2 separate regions of the Mus musculus genome follow, and region 2 is linked to region 1. The links are chromatin loops, found by intact Hi-C in ENCODE. Cell type or tissue: left cerebral cortex. All regions are shown on one strand. Each heading gives the region's core, and the rest is flanking DNA. Links, peaks and the distances in the headings are about the cores only. Region 1 overlaps Gli3 (GLI-Kruppel family member GLI3). Region 2 overlaps Gli3 (GLI-Kruppel family member GLI3).

Region 1 (8,340 bases), core at 208-8,207:
AGCACAGTATTTTAACATGAGTGCATAAATTGAATTAAATTAACGCCTACTATCTAAAGGATAAAAATCCATGAAGCGGCCACACAAAATCCAAGAGGAATCTGTTCCTTTCTTTTCTTATTACAAGAAGCAGAACAGAATAATTTGTTGACCAACTACATTTCTAGTATTGCTACCAAGCTACAATTCGCTGCACATTTCAGTTCACCAGGAGGCTAAGGTCACCTCAGGGTGGTTCCTTCTTACTTTAGATTGGAAATTTAGCTTAACCTTTGCAGCTTGCTCTCCATTTTCCTACTTAGCTTCTGCTCCTCTCCCGGCTCTCCAGCAACCAGCCCTGTCACTTACTGTCCATGGCATGAAGGTACTCCATATGGATGGCCCCTGCACCAGCAGTGGCAGCTGAGGGAAGGATGTCTGCATAAGGGCTGCGCTGGCCTGTCAGCAGAGCCATCTGGTGATAGTATTCCGCAGGGCTGACTCCAGCATGGGGAGCTACAAGAAGAAACAAGACAGTGACAATTGCAAGACAGACAAGGAGACACTGTTTTGGAAGTATTCTAAGCCTACTTGCCATTTAACCTTCAAACACAATTCTTTTATGACTTGTGCAATAAAGCTGTTCTACGTATGCATTCATTTGCATCATGTCTTTATCTGGAAGGAAAAACTGGAGGAATAAAAATAGTAAAATACATTATAAAAGTTTTGGTTTTTGTTAAATTATCATGAATTCGAATTTTTATATAGTCATGTATCTCTTAAGATGGGACACATTGTAAGAGACATGTAATTCAGGTAATTTTGTCATTTTGGGATCACAGAGGAGACATGTATATACTAAGAAAGCAAAGATGTTAACTAGACAGTGTAATTTATGGGGAGTCCAATATACATAACTTTGTCCCAGTGTTGGTACCAAATTAAGCTGTATGTACACGGTCATGATTGACTCCCTCGCCTGCAAAGGAAATAGTTTCCTAAAGATAATTACTGTATGTTCATACTTTTTAAAATAGTAGACAATGCAGACAACTGAGATATCTTTCCAGACATACTTAAAATACTTCCCCAGGCTCCTGACAGGAGTGTCTGAGTTAACACTCACTAACAGAAGAAGTCAGAGTTTACAGGAAAGAGGAAAAGAGCAGCACCCACTACTGACACACAACTGCATGATAAGCCGCAATTTCATGTTCCAGAATTTACAAGCTCTCCTTTTCCCTTTTCTCCCACCACTACAAAATCAAAAAGAAAATGTACCTATCACTCTGGAACAATTTCCTGGCAAGAGTCATTCTCACATGAGTGGGATAATAATTAGTTTCCACCTGCCAATTTACGTGCAAAAGCAGCACTTCTGAGGGAGGCCTCTAGATTTTCAGAAATCTGGATTCAGAAAGTTTCATGAAGCAGCTAGGAGCCAGAAGTCAAGTCACATTCATAAAGTGCTTAGGGACAGCATTTGAGCAGAGACACTTTACTAGCTACAGCAAAAAGTCCTAGCAACAGATGGTTTCAATTGGTGTCCACATGGAATACTTTTTATGCATGATACATAGCACAAATGAGTATCTTTAAAGTATTAGACTACAAGAGGAATTATATTATATTAATTATATTACTGAAATGATCTGACTGGGTAGTATGATGCTTTGAGTTAGAATGGACTCCAGAAGTGAATAAGCTTGACTATTCTCTCCCCAGTTAGTGGAACTGTTTGGGGAGGACTAGGAAGTGTGGCCTTATTGGAGGAAATGTTTCATTGCAGATAAGAGTTGAAATTTCAAAAGCTCACACCATTGCTAATTCTCTCTCTCCCTCCCTCCTACTTCTGGTCGTGGGAAGTTCTCAGTGACTGTACCATTGCTATGTCTGCCTGCCTCCTGTCAGGATAGTCAGTCTATCCCTATGTAACTGTAAGCCCAAATAAATTCTTCTATTAGTTACCTTGCTCATGGTACCTCCTCATAGCAGTGGAAAAGTAACTTAGACTCTTATTAATTAGAGTCTCATGAGGCAGGAAAGGGAAGGCAGAACCACCAATCAACCAATGGATATTTAATTCACGATAATTAAATGCAGACAACAGGCATGATTTCCATTCAGTAACTACAACTACCAAGTCCTCAGCCAGTCAAATTTCTGCAAGTCAGGTACAGCAACTCCAATTGCACCTTGAGCCTATTTCTTATCTCCTTATCCATTTTCCTTATGTTTGGTTCTATTTACTACATAACATCCTTTATCACAAAATCAAATTCCAAGCAGAAAAGTTTAATCATGTTTTTACTTTTTGTAGGTTTTTAAAATGTCAATATTGCTCAAATGAGAAAAAATGTATCTCTTGGCTACATTACGAAAATATTCGCTATACGGAATTTTTAAAAAGGAAATACATAAGGGAGTAATTATTTGTAGAAGCCGGATATTCCTGGACATACATGAGAATGAACGAGTCCTCAGAAACTTCATACAGCTGACACTGTGTACAGTCTCAGATTATAGTTCCAATGTTAGAATTAGAGGTATGGAAGTTGTAGCAGAGAGTTTAGTGAAATGAACTTCACAGTATCTCTTTACTATGTAACACCAGCAGTGACTTATATTCTATAATAAAGCATGCAAACACAGCCCCCACCAGCAATTACTAAAGCTTGTTTAGTTTTGTATCTTAATGAAAAGTTGAGCCTTTGTAGGCAAACATTTATATATACCTAGAAGACACATTCAATATTTCAACAAGCCTTAAGGAATAGGCTGATAGGATGTTATGAATAGCCGGCTCCAAATGAAGCCTGCATTTGAAGTCTAAAATGAGCATCAGGAATTACAGGAATAAAGTCTAGCTTGTTCTTAGTTCTCAATGTTCTAGTTTTACTTGGCATGCTCAGAGGCTGAAGGTACACTTAAGAATGGGTCCTTTTCCTCCCCTAAGCTCTTGCTACTTATATCACGGCCCACCATAGGCCAACAGCCTTAACATCACCTGGAAGCTTCTATCAGATTAAAGACTCAGGTCCCCCACTCCACACTGGTCTGCCCCAAGAACTATCAGTTTTATCAGGATCCCCATACACAGTGGTGTGTCAAGCTCTGTTCTCAGAGACATATCTGTAAAAATGTGTCTTTCTGATATACAGAACATAAGAGCATTCATTAGAAAATGGGCAAGGCACTCAGGGAATTCATACTGTCATGGGAATACCTGAAGGGCTTGCCTAATCATGTGTGGAGTGCAGAAGAGGAGGGCATTTATGGCAGGGAGGTGAGTCCATCAGATCTTGCTATGAATCCCAATTTGATTACTCTCTAAATTTAATTCCTCTCTATATTGCTATTCTTACAAAACTATGGACACCACCACCCACAAAGCAGTGCTATAAGCTGAAATTAAATTTTGAACTTAAAGCATTTTCTTTCCTCGGTGTCTGTCATGTGGGAAAATCTTCACATATGCTGGATCTGCTTTATACAGTGTTGCAAGGGAAATACAAACGTGTCTGAGACTTACCATCTGTAGGGCTCAGCCCTCGGGCAGCAGAGATCATGGAGAGGGATGGGCTGCTGTGCAATGAGCGGATGTAGTCCATATATGGGTTGATGTAGGGGTGTGGGGGGCTGAAGGGGGACTCTGAGGCTGCAGTGGGATTACGGTGTGGGGAGATCCTAATGAAGGGCAAGTCTGGATACGTCGGGCTACTAGATAAGGCAGAAGGCCTGGAAACAGAAAAAGAGACACAAGAGATAGCATGAGGCAAACATCTCATATGTAAAGAAACATACACATGTTCTTCATATGCCGTGAAGAAGCATGAGATTTTAAATAAACTCAAGGAGCCTTGGGAAAACTTTTTTTTTAGCATTCTTACCTTTTTAAAACCAATTTTTAGCATTCTTACCTTAATATATAAGGATGGTGTAATCCGGATAGAATACTATCAAATTAGCTGAGCAAAGAAAACAGAGTCCTGAGCTACTTCACAGTACTCTGAAGATAGGTTAAAACAAACAAACAAGCAGACAAAAAGCCAGCCTTGATCAGGTATGGTAACTGTAATACCAGAAACCAGGAGTCTAAGGCATACGGGTCATGACTTTGAGACCTATGGTATAGTTATTAATTCAAGGCCACCCTAAGAGATTGTCTCAAAACTGGATGAGGTTTTAGCTCAGTGATCGCACATCTGCTTATCATGCACAGGGCCCTGGGTTTGATCCCTAATGTAACACACACATACTAAGTCAGCCATTAGCTTGCAGAAAATCTTAACAGCTAACTGAACAACTGAACCAAATATTAATGGGAGCATTTAAGACTGACTTCTTACTTTGTAGTGCTTCATTATTAAACAAAACAGAATGTGTCTAGCTTGAGCCTCTAGATGGCAAAGCTGCCCATAAGAGTGAAGACCAAAGGCAAACTGTAAGCAATGTGAAGTCTGTTTCTATACCTGTGTACCTGCTTCCAGTGGGCTTGCAGGTAAAGATAACCAATTTCCAGTGTTTAAAAGCAACTTCTCTTTTCCATGAGGCAATATTCAGAACTGGGTTTCTGCTACAACTCATTTTTCCCATGGATCCTTATTAATTATGTTTAGTAAGAAGCCAACAACTGAGAAAACCTGGGCTTAGTCATCTGGTAAAGAATCAGGGTTTCATCAAACCCAGGCCCCGGTAGTGATGTGATAATGGAAGAGGCTTGCTTTCCTGAAGTGCAAACCTACAGAGCTCTCTGATGTATCTGATCTCAGAGAGACATGTCTAAAACTTCAACCTCACCACACATTCAGCCAACCATTGGCAACCCAGGGACAGTCATGTCTAGAACACAGATCTGCAAAGCCTTGCACCAGTGCGCTCCTTCCCTAATAGATGCCTCCAGGAAATGATACAGGGAACTGGCTATGACAGGTTAAACTCTGTACTCACTGCCTGTGATAGTGAGCAGGCATGTGGAGAACAGACTGAGAGAGGCAGAGCCACTGAGAGCACATGGTTAGGAGGGAAACCAAAGAGTGAAAAACACCATTTCCCTCTTCCCAGGGAAGCAAAGACACTGCCACTGGGCCCCTGGCTCTGTCATCCTGTCAGAGTAGGATCATAATGGAAATGGCTCCAGCAAGTAGACTGGGCAGGGCATATGAAGCAAAGACCCAGTGTTCCGAAACAAGGTGCTGGCTGTGTGAGGATTTTCTCATGTAATTTTGATACTTGGAGTTCCTTCTGGAGAAATACACTAAAATTTCAGTTTCCTAAATTTATACACAAATAGTAAGAAGTGTCTATCGCACAGTTCTTAGCATCTAGAAAAGTGCAGCAATGCACTTATATAATACTTGAATGTAACACATGGACAGTTACTGGATGCTATGCACACTATGTGTCATTTTGAAAAGTTAAAAGGCCTTTATTCCATCTAACAAAGTAAACAGAAACTGGCAGAAGCTGTACCACAGGAGTTCACTTCATGTCTCTGGAAAACCACCCCCTACCCTCCAAGTACCCTTCTATGGCTTGTTAAATCAAACTCCATTCAGACATGTTAGGTCACTTACAGAGTACAGGGCAAGCTCACATTCATTTCTACCCGACAGAATGGTCAATCCTTCTACCAGTTTGATTAAAAAGTAATCTATAAAACATAAACCTTATGCTGAGATACAAGCGCGCACACACACAGTAATCACTTCACTGAGTCCTTGACAAGACACCTCTGGGATACACCATGGTGGTCCCAGCAGACTACACACTGCTAAACGATATGAACTACACACTAGTGGAGAATTTCACCCTTCTTAGCAGGTTGCTCTGTTTGTAATTTTGAGAAAGATGAAAACTTATTCTGGTTCTTATATTCTGTCCTCATCAGCCCAAATTCCACCTATAAGAATCATGCCCATGAAGACAAACCTACATTCATAAATATGTGGGGACCATGGAGAAATGGCTGGGGTGGCCACTAATCCCAGAGTAAGGCAAGGAGGTGGGATCTCCAAGGTTGGTCTCTTCCCTGCACCTTGAGGATGTGACAGGTGGTCTAGAGCTTCCTTCCGAGCTTTCACCTCAGGAAGACCCAGAGAACAACTAGGGACGCCTCTCAGAAGGATTCTAGATCTCACCACTCCATTCCTGAGGAGAGTGCTAGACTCAGGGCTATATACAGAAGAGTGAGAAGTATCAGCAGAAAGGAGAGTAATGCAAGACTTAGAGCTAAAGCTGCTACACTTTAACCTTTCAGACAGATGCACTCAGAGATAGGGGATCAGTGTTTACAAACAAGGTGACTGGGAGAAGCTTCAGAGAGGTGTGCACAACAGGCACCCTGCTCATTAACTGCCCTCGGGAAACAGGCCATCTGGTAAATGCAAGCCACCCACTTCTGCAAGAAAGTGTTTCACAATGGTGACACAGTGATGGCTCACCAGGAATCCTGGAGACAGGCACCAGACAGTCAGTAAGGGACAGTCTGAGGCCGGCAGCTCAGTAGCTGGCAGCTGTGTAACCTGGGCACCTCTGTACCCTCTTTGTGCTTTGCTGTCTGTGGGAATGAGGGGCGGTGGTGAACAGAAGTCCCATGATTGTGCCATACAAAGGCTCACTCAAAATACACACGGGAATCTATGCATTTGCACATGTAAAATCATATCATATTACATAAACAGGCCCATACATCAGGATTGACAAATATGAAATGCTATATAATTTCAAATCTTGAAATGCCTGGAGCCTTTGTTTTGACAGGTATAGTGATGCACACCTTTAATTATTTAATTAAAGCATTCCTGAAGCAGAGTCAGGCTGACCTCTGGGTTGGAGAGGGAGAGGGGAAGGGAGACTAGCTTTCAAAATTAAGCTGCAGTATAGATTTCTGATATTGCTGAACCGCACATAGGCAGACTCTTGCCATTTTCAATATTCTCTAAGGGCACAGCCCTTCGCTTAGTTGTTTCCTTAAATGTCTGCTCATTGATGAAAACCTTCCTCCTTCCCTACAGTGTATGTTCACTGCAGTAATGGATTTCATTGTGACGTTTTTACACATGTAAGTAAATGAACTTTGGTAATACCCATTTGCCATCATCCTCTTTTATCCTTCCTCCTCAGGTACACCATCGCAAATAGTTGCATTTTCATAGTTTAAAAAAATCTAGATTACATATGATAGAAAAATATATAATGTTTGCCTTTCTGAATCTTGAGTACAATTTTACATCCCATCTGTCTTCTTGGAAATGGCAAAGTCCTGCTTGTCTTTAAAAACTCATTTCTTTTCAGCATCATGTAATACCCCATTAATAAGATGAGCCACAGTTTACGAATCCATACCACTACTGAACGTATCTTGGTAACTGCAAACTTTGGCGATTATAATTACAGCTGCTGTAAGTATCTAGTTATAGTCTTCACAGTATCAACTGGAATATGAGTCTGTTTTGTACTCTTCTCTGAACAATCTACTTGGATTTTTTTTTAGAGCTCCTTTAAAGTCAAGTCAGAGAACCACATAGGGTGGCTAAGATTATGAGCTCACTAATGAAATGCAGGGCCTTTGAAGAAAGGACCTGGATGTGGGTTACAACTCACTCCTACTCATACATCAGTCTCCTGATCCATGAGGTAGGTGCATCGTGACACCAGCAGTTCCCTTCCTGCTGCTGTGAGCATTAGAAGGCACACATGCAAACCCAATGTCAAGAAATTTTGAAACTGGCCAACAAAACCTTTTCTCGATCCAATAATGTCCAAATGACAAGCTAGCTTCCAAGTACAGCAGTGGCTGCAAGTCCACTTTCCATACTGCTCCATCACCCTGTGTACTCTGTTAAAGCTGAGCTTCTGCATCAGAACCCATGATAGTTTGAATAAGGATATATGACGCCCACCCCCATAGGCTCATATATTTAAATGCTTGGTCATCAAGGAACAGCAGTAACTGGGAAGGGCTGGGAGATGTGGCCTAGTTGGAGGAAGTGTGTCATTGGAGGTAGGCTTTGAGGTTTTAAGGGCCCAAGCCTGCCCAAGTATCTCTTCCTGCTGACTGTGGATCCAGATAGAGAAGTCTCAGGTATATCTCTAGCAACATGTCTGCCTCTCTATCACTATGCTTCTTGCCATGGTAATGGACTAAACCTCTGAAACTATAAGCCAGCTTCAATTAAATGCTGCCTTTTAGAGGTTGCTGTGGTCATGGTGTCTCTTTACAGTAACTGAACACTGACTAAGACACCCTAGTAAGCTAGATTAGATGACACTTCCATAGTGTTGACAAAAGCAGAAACTTGCATGAAAATGGCTCAAACAGCCAGCTAACTGTATATGAATCAGTCTTTCAGTAAG
Region 2 (8,340 bases), core at 206-8,205, 57 kb before region 1:
TTTACAGGAAGAATGCAAGTTTAGCCATTAGTCTATGTAGTGGCTATTCCTGGTTGTCAACTTGACTATATTTGGAATGAACTACAATCCAGAATTGGAAGGCTCACCAGTGACCCTTATCTGGAGGCTTGGAGATAGAAGTTTCTGATCTGGATCTTGGTATGGAGATCTTGAGGCATAGTGGCTATGGATTCCAGAAGATTAAATCTCCGAGTTCAAGGTCATCTGGGATTAAAAGGTGTGTGGTGGAACACACCTTTGATCTGGGCTATACCTTCTGCTGGAGACAATATAAGGACATTGGAAGAAGGGAGTCTAGCTCTTGCTCCCTCGCCTGCTTGCTGTGTGGGACTGAGTAACTGCTAGATCTTTGGACTTCAATTCACAGCCATTCACTGAACCATTGTTGGGAATTGGACTGCAGACTGTAAGTTATCAATAAATTCCTTTACTATATAGAGACTATCCATAAGTTCTGTGACTCTAAAGAACCCTAACTAATACAGTCTATATATACAAACTGTCCTGTGGATAATAAAAGTGAGCGAAGCATTTTTTTTTTTTTCTGAGAAGGTAATACTTGAAACATGTAGGAACAAATAAAATAAAATGGGAAATGTGCTAAAAACAACAGACAAACGAACAAACAAACCAAGAAGGAAGAAAGGAAGGTTACACAACTGAGATGAATCCAGAGCAAACAGAGAAGAACATCACAGAGCAGTGGTTCTCAGCTTTCCTAATGCTTCGAGCCTTTAATGCAGTTCCTGATGTTCTGGAGACCCCAACCATGAAATCATTTTGTTGCTACTTCATAACTATAATTTTCCTACTGTTGTGAATCATAATGTAAATATCTGATGTTCAGGGAACCTGGTATGTGACCCTCAAAGGGATTAAGACTCACAGGTTACAAAACACCTTTATAGAAGAAAGGATTAGAGATAGAGGCTCAAGGTCATCAAGAGTATAGTGAAAAGTGATGTCAAGAGTAGTGACTGTGAGTGTGCGCCTGTGAGTGTGCATCTGAGTGTGCATGTATTTGCTACTGAGGTAGCATAGGGGAAGCTGTAGAGGTGACGACTACTCTAGGACACTCAGGTCCCAGGTAAACAAATACTCTTAGCAGACTTCTCATACTTGATTCTGGTTCTGATTACTCCACTGCAGTCCAATCCTACTCTGCTCTCTATTTACCAACGGTCTCTATAACTTGTAACGCATTACAGCTTGATTTACTCAATGAACTTAATACTTATTACACTGCTGACCCTTACCAGAATGTGGATTTTGTAAATAATAAAAAAAAAAATCTAGCTGTTTTGTTTAAATGATGTATTCCAACTGCTACGAAATTCAGGGCCACGACTTATATACCAACAAGCCAGGTTCCGCCACCTGCTCTCAGCAAGCCAATTGCAAGAGCCAAATTAAGTAGGAAAGGCAGAAAAAGAAGATTTACTTCATATGGCCACTCTGGGAAGAGGGAAAAAAGTACTGTGATCCATGAGTTGAGTCTACCTTCAGGTCTTGACTTGAGATGAACATTTATGTAGAAGGCCACAGTTAGACTGATCAACTAAACAGGTTCTAGTGAATAAGGTCCTATCCACCACTGATCCATATGTGTTTCTGTTTTACCCTTCAGCATACTTGTCTGACAACTTGGAATACTCTTTGTTTTCTGGTTGGCCCAGACTTTATGCTTTTTTTTCTTCTTAATGTGAGATTCCTGAGGACACTAATTTATTATTTATTCTAATTTATTGGGGTACAGTGTTTCTATCATCTGATAACCAAAATGAAGAACAAGGGTGTCTGAAACAATATCTAGCACATAGCAAAAACCAGGTCACTATTTGCTTTAGGAATGTGCTGTGCTGTTGGAACAAACGTGGCCCCAGCCCTAGCACTCCAGTCTGTTTTGCCTTAGAGTTGTATGCTGGGGATCCAGAAGCCAGAGAAAGGAAAACAATCTCTTGTGATTGTCCTCCTCTCAACAATCTGAAGGCTTCCATAAGAGACACCCTTAGGCCCTTCCCATAAAAGCCACCTTTAGCATTGCAAGTGTAGAATAAAATCTTTGATTCAGAAAGACACAATTTGCGTGCCTTACTTAGTTCCCATTTGTTACCAATGAAAAGAATGCTAAAATTTATTTTTTGCCCAGTAAAGTAATGTTAACATGATTTGAAGTTAAGGACTTTGAAATGAAGTGGCAATCTGTACTGTTAGAATTATGCTCAGCTGGCAGCAGAGAGCAAATTATCTGATGTTTTATAGTAAGTTTGTCTTGAAATAATTTAAAAGCTTTAGATGGAGGAGAGAAAAAAGCCTAGTTCCTTGCATGAAGCTACCCTGGCATTGTCCCCTGGCTATTGCTCCGGCTCACGCTTTACTCCAAGACTTCTTCTCCTTGCAGTACTGTTAAATACAAAAGACCAAAGGGCATATTTTTCTCTTTAATTTGCTTGTGGAAATCTCATTAATGTCATGGAAATTTTGCCTCACCATAACTAAAGTGTTTGAAGAAAGAGAAATCAGGAAGTAAGGTTGGTCACATAAATTTCCATTGGAGAAATAGAAGAGTAAAGTGCTTTACATAGGAACGCTGTAGCTGCAAATGGCCAAGGCTGAAACTTGGAAATCGGAAAAAAGAAAAAAAAAATAGTGAAGGCTGTGGGCTGTGCAGAGTGGTGGTTTACCCCGGAGAACTGGCAAGGCGGCCTGCCTGGAGCTCGTCATTTCAACCCTCATGTAGCAGGGACATTCCCAAGGTTAGCTGACTTCTTCATTTGCAGCCATTCCTGTTTTTGTTTCATTTTATTTTGCAATCACCTCGTCAACAAAATAAGAAGTCCATCCCCATTTATTCCTAGAAATATGTTTCTAGTTTGGAGAATGTTCCCATAAAACTTACTTTTACAAGCATATTTTCATAGGAACATTTGGCTAGTAAAGCATTCGACGTTCTAAAACTTTCACTGGAGTCTTTTCTTTGACCCTTCAAGCACATGCATTCAAAATATAGACGGCTTCCATAATGGTCTCCACATTGCACGCAAACAGAAAATTAATAAGATGTGGTTTGATATTGGTGAATTACAATGTTCTCTAGTAAGTGCATTACAAAATAAACCAGATAAGAGACAACTGAACTTGGTTGCTTGAATCTTATAGGACATAATCTTTTATCATTGTTTTTTTAATCTTAATTTAGATTACAAACTATCCTCTCCATTATTTCATTTATCACATAGCACAAACATAATACAGTCATTAAGAAAATATTCTGCCATAGAAAGGCAGCAACCTGGCTGCCAGCCCTCTGGTATCTAGGCCCTTCCTACCCGCAATGATGGATGCCCATCAGCTGTACAGGCCATGGGAGTATGGCAGCCGATTCGTAGTCATTCTTACCATTGCTTTTTCATCTCAGTTTCTAGGGAGCTGGCATGTAGGTTACACTGACAGTCTTTCCCTGGTTGCTTCCTCTTCATTTCTTACCTCCCACAGGAGACAAGTTGAGAAAGTTACTGGTAGTGTACAGGGTGAGCTTCTGGCACAGAGCCCAGTCCTAAACTCTCTCTCTCTCTCCCCACAGACATGAGAGTGTGCGGAAAGTGTAGTCTGCTCACTTGAGCCAAAGGGTTCTCTAGAATTTGAAACTATCCTTTGTTTCTTTCACTGACCTATGGGGGGAAATATATATATATATATATATATATATACACATATATACATATATATGTATATATATGTATAGACAAAAAGAAGGCAACAATGTAACTATAAAGGATGAAAAGGAGCAAGGGAAAGAGAAAGGTGCTTGCTATGATTTCATTATTTTACAGTAACAATGGAAGTCCATTAAGACGAAGCCATTGCTTCCTAGCCAAAAGAACAGAATCTACCTCTGGGGAGACATGCAGGTTTCCCCTCCTCCCATAAGAGTTAATCTAGTTGATCTGGTCAATCACTTAGTCAAAAACTAGCTAACCAACCATCCAACCAACCAATCAAATAAACAACAACAAACATCTCTTAGAAAGGCAGGTTTGTACCTCACAGGAAGACTAACAGTGTCAACTAATCTAATTCCTGAGAGCTCTCAGGGACTGAGCCAATCAAGGAGCATACAGAGGCTGGACTATGGTCCCTGGCATGCATGTAGCCTAATCCTGCAGATTGATGGGACAGGGTGGGGGGATATTGAAGGGGAGGGGGATCGAGGAGAGGGTTTATGTGAAGGTTGATTGGAAGGGGGCAGCGTCTGGGATGTAAATACACAAATTAATTACTTAATAAAAAATGAAAGGTGGGTTCGATTTATACATGCAAAAGACAGAGAAGGGACCATCATCTCTTTAAGGAAATAATGCACTTTTCCTCTCAAACCTGCTGAGACTCAGTTGTAACCTTGTCCTTTTTGTGTCTTCTGTATTTTTCTTTTGGATGTTGGCCAGAGCCCAGGTAGCAGCTTTGCCTGGTAGTCTGTGCTTCCTTACCACATCTGTGATGCTCTTCTCCTCACCATGCGGCCGAGTTTCATGCTAGCTTAACTCAAACTCTATCAGTTTCCTTCCTCCTCTCATCCACCACGTAGCAGCCACAATTTACAGCTTGTCTATTTTGGGGCTGTTCTTTTAGAAATTTTACTCAAACCTCTTTTTTAACTCATTCTTACATTCTTTTATTAATTGTAGCCTCCATGAGAGGACCTTGATTTTTTTTTAATAAAAGTATGATTTACAGACTCCTCCTACTCTTGTAGGAGTTTAATCCTCTAGGTCATATTTCATTGATATTAAGGGGAGTGAAATATTAAGTGTGATTATCAAGTTGAGAGAAGTGGGCTTGGGAAATCAATCATGTTAGGTCATTAGGTTGGAGGTCCAATGACTGTGTTCTAGAGTGTGTGTGTGTACATACATACACTATATATATATATATATATATATATATATATATATATATATATGATTTATATTGTAATTTCTCTTTACTGTTTCTGAACCATCACTCTTAAAAAGAGCTTGGTAACATCTTTGAATGTTTTCCTCTTTCTTTAAAGTTGTCGGTTATTTGCTTTTTCTTCAAGACAGCACAGAGAAAAGACCTCCATTCCTAGGGCTAGGACCAACTCTCCTCCCTGGAGACCTTGCAGAGCACCAGCATCTCCACCCAGTGTAAACTGTATCTTTAAAATCCTCAACACGGAGAATCCCCATGGGCTAGTGAACCACTGGCTTCTATACAAAGAAAATACTGTCTTTTGCTCCAAAGAGCTTTGTGCATCAATTTAAACACAGTAAGACAGACACAATACCCCAGAGAGGAAAACCTACCTTATTACATTCCTGACCTACGAGAAAGGATTTGCCTGTAGGACATAAAAGGAGCCAAAGGGAGAGTGAAAGACAGTTTCCTAATCCTAAACATAAAAAACACTTTATAATGCAGCATGACAATGCTTTAAACGCTGGCATAACTGTAAGATGTATATATAATATGGTACAAGGAAGGTAAGGCAACTTGCTCTGGGGCCTTGGACAGGCTCTCCTGTAATATTCTACTGTAGGCTTTCTGCATTTATGCATGCTTGGGGAATCCTGAGAGGGAGGTAATGTGATATTATTAGCTTAATTTCTTAGTGAGACCACATCTTGTTCTGGTGTGATTTGATGCATCCATATGTGGCAAGTGTGGCAAGGGAACAGAGCCTTCCGAAGAGTGCTTCATGGATCTTCTTCGAGTTCCAGTGCAAGTCCATGAAGCCATGTAGTGGAAGTCCTTTCTTCAAACAAGAATGACATTGCTGGGAGAGATGCTGTTGTATTCTTAGCTGTAAGCAGGGCTGGATTCACTGATTTCCTTTTCTGTCTACACAAAAATATTTTCTAATAAAGGTCTCTCTCTCTCTCTCTCTCTCTCTCTCTCTCTCTCTCTCTCTCTCTCTCAAAAAAAAAGCATCCATGGCTATAGGGCTAGAAAGTGATAAAGACACCTGACACATCTGGATAGTTCAGCTGCATTTTCCTTCTTTAATATCAGATATAGAAAGAAATTAACAATTTCTTAAATGTAAATTTCTGACATATTCTTAAATGTAGGAGCTTTACCAACTTTATAGACTGACACTTTCACACTTGGTTTGCCTGTTAACATGGGGATTTGTCAGAGTCCACTTTTATTAAAGTGAATACCATTGGTAAGGCTGAAAGAAGCCAAGGATTATTTTAGTACACAAAAGATCAGGTCACCACTGCTCTTTGCAAAGTTGAAAGACATACACAGCGAAACAGAGACTCAGCAAGAATGAGTGACTAAGAGCAATCCAGCTCAACACCACGTCCTTACTTTGAGTATCACAATTTCCCCAGCAATGGCCTGCTCCATATTCTGCAAGTGTTTGCATGTGCATAGATTTGACCTCTTTTACAGGGGGGGATTCCTGGTTCTAGGATCTGCATCTCACTACCCTGGTACTCCCAGCCTTTATACCTACAGAGTAGGTGCCTATGAAGTTGTGTTCCCTAAAACAGCACGGATGGAGAATGTGACTTAGTAACATGCTCTACATTTCTTTGCTAGAGAACGCTGACAACGCGTCAGTGCTCCTGGAGGATCTCCTCCACTGCATTTCTTCGGAGGTATTCACAGCAGAGGTGAAAATCTGTCAAGTGTATCTCAAAGGACACTATGTCCTTTAAACATATTTGTCAAGAAAGCGTTTATGTTTCTTACCTAGAAAGATTTGTAAAACCCATTGAAAAGATTTAAGATGTGCTGTAAATAGCTGCTTCTCAATATGGCAGGGTGTAAGTTCTGTCAAAAGAAATTGCTAATGAAATATTATTAGGTCCTATTCCACAGCCACGTGTTAAATAATTTTACCTTCTTTAGTGTCTCAAAAATAAATTTCATTTTGATCTCTAATGCCTCTCATCAGACCATAAACTATAAAATGTGTTGCTCTTAGGAAGAAAGGAAAATAATGAATCGTGGTATTTCAAAGGACAACTTAACTTCATTGGCTTGAATTTTGGATAGCCTTAACGTAATATTGGCATAGAAGAGATTAAACTCATACAGTTATTTAATGCTTCGGCAGTGAATACTTTTACTTCAATGAATACATCAGTCAACAAACTATTCATCAGTCTTGGATACCAACAGTCAAAGCACTTCTCTGATACATAAAAGAAGTAAACAGTAAGAGCCAAGACTTTCAATTATTTTGTTTCTCTTTGCTTATTTTTTTCATGCCAACCTCCTTCACTATTGATTTAGATACATTTCCCCACATAACTTTCTAGTCTCTTTGGAATAAGGTGAATATGTGTATTTTGCTACGTTTTCTACATTTATACTTAGATAATCATGAAAGATACTATTTATGCAGGTAGTGCTTCTTGTTGAAGAAAACAGACAAGTACATTCTTCACTTTGGATTACATGTGATTTCATGAGGACATTATTATCAATTGATGTGGAACTATAGACAGTAAAAGTATAAAGAAAAGAAAAGGATGACATGCAGGCACAATCATCCAGAGGTTCCAGGTAATAATCCTGGCATAGTTGAAGACAGTATTAGAATATTAAGAGACACTCTAAACACCTGTGGGAAAGCCCATATTTGGGTCACTTACAGTGCTAGCAGGAGACACTGGCTATAAAGCCCTTTCCACCTGGCAAGCCACAGGGCAGAAGTAAGTCTCTACTGCCAGGAGCTCCCCTGCTCAATCTGAGGTCTGCAGTCTTAGACCTGAGACCCACTCTCTCAGCAAGCCTGAAGCAATTGGCAGAGAACTATTACTGGACACAAGGTCTTGCTACAGCAAGAAAATGGAACATTGAAATAGATCTGCAGAGGGTTTATCAAACAGAAAACCTTACTTTCATGGAGGTTTGAAGTGACACCTGGGATATGGGAAAGAAGGAAAGATCTGAACAGGGACAGGACCAACCTCCACAACTAGAACCTTAAAGGAATGGAGTGCGACCAGCATGAGTGATGCCATCTCTGGGGACTCAGCCACAAACTGGTCCAGGATCTGTAACCCACTTATACACAAGTAGGCTTATCTTTAGGAGGGGAGCACTGGCTACTGCAGAGCTGTCCGGAATAAAACAGGCTTCTAGAAACTAGGAGCGTATTCCAGAGATCCCTGAGGCTGAGTCCAGCAATCAGGCTGGCCAGTTTCTATACAGTACTTTTCCTCCCATTTTGTTCTTTCCCCTGCACCTCTTTTCGTCCTTTGTTTAGTAACCAATACCACCTTAGCTGGCTGGTTCCATCTTGCTCTGTTCAGACCAAATAATCTTTCTTCCTCC

What was found. Peaks named below come from ENCODE experiments on the same cell type or tissue, not always from the same donor. Only the 100,000 strongest peaks of a DNase experiment are listed, where the experiment ranks them.
Region 2: it touches region 1 in a loop (2.1-fold over the local background); 2 of 42 quality-filtered maps call a loop at or near these places.

What each region holds. Positions count from the first base shown.
Region 1 is chr13:15,636,449-15,644,788 of GRCm38, reverse strand. Gli3 (GLI-Kruppel family member GLI3) reads right to left here. Exons shown (of 15, transcript NM_008130.3): 5 at 3,515-3,720; 6 at 349-495. Among named protein-coding and RNA genes, the nearest start is that of 4933412O06Rik, 160 kb to the left of the region's middle. In left cerebral cortex, for the core only: no CTCF peak of the experiment used is centred there; DNase peaks (open chromatin) are centred at 2,893, 3,339 and 6,437.
Region 2 is chr13:15,693,679-15,702,018 of GRCm38, reverse strand. The region is part of intron 10 of Gli3 (GLI-Kruppel family member GLI3); the gene reads right to left. Among named protein-coding and RNA genes, the nearest start is that of 4933412O06Rik, 100 kb to the left of the region's middle. In left cerebral cortex, for the core only: no CTCF peak of the experiment used is centred there; a DNase peak (open chromatin) is centred at 3,534.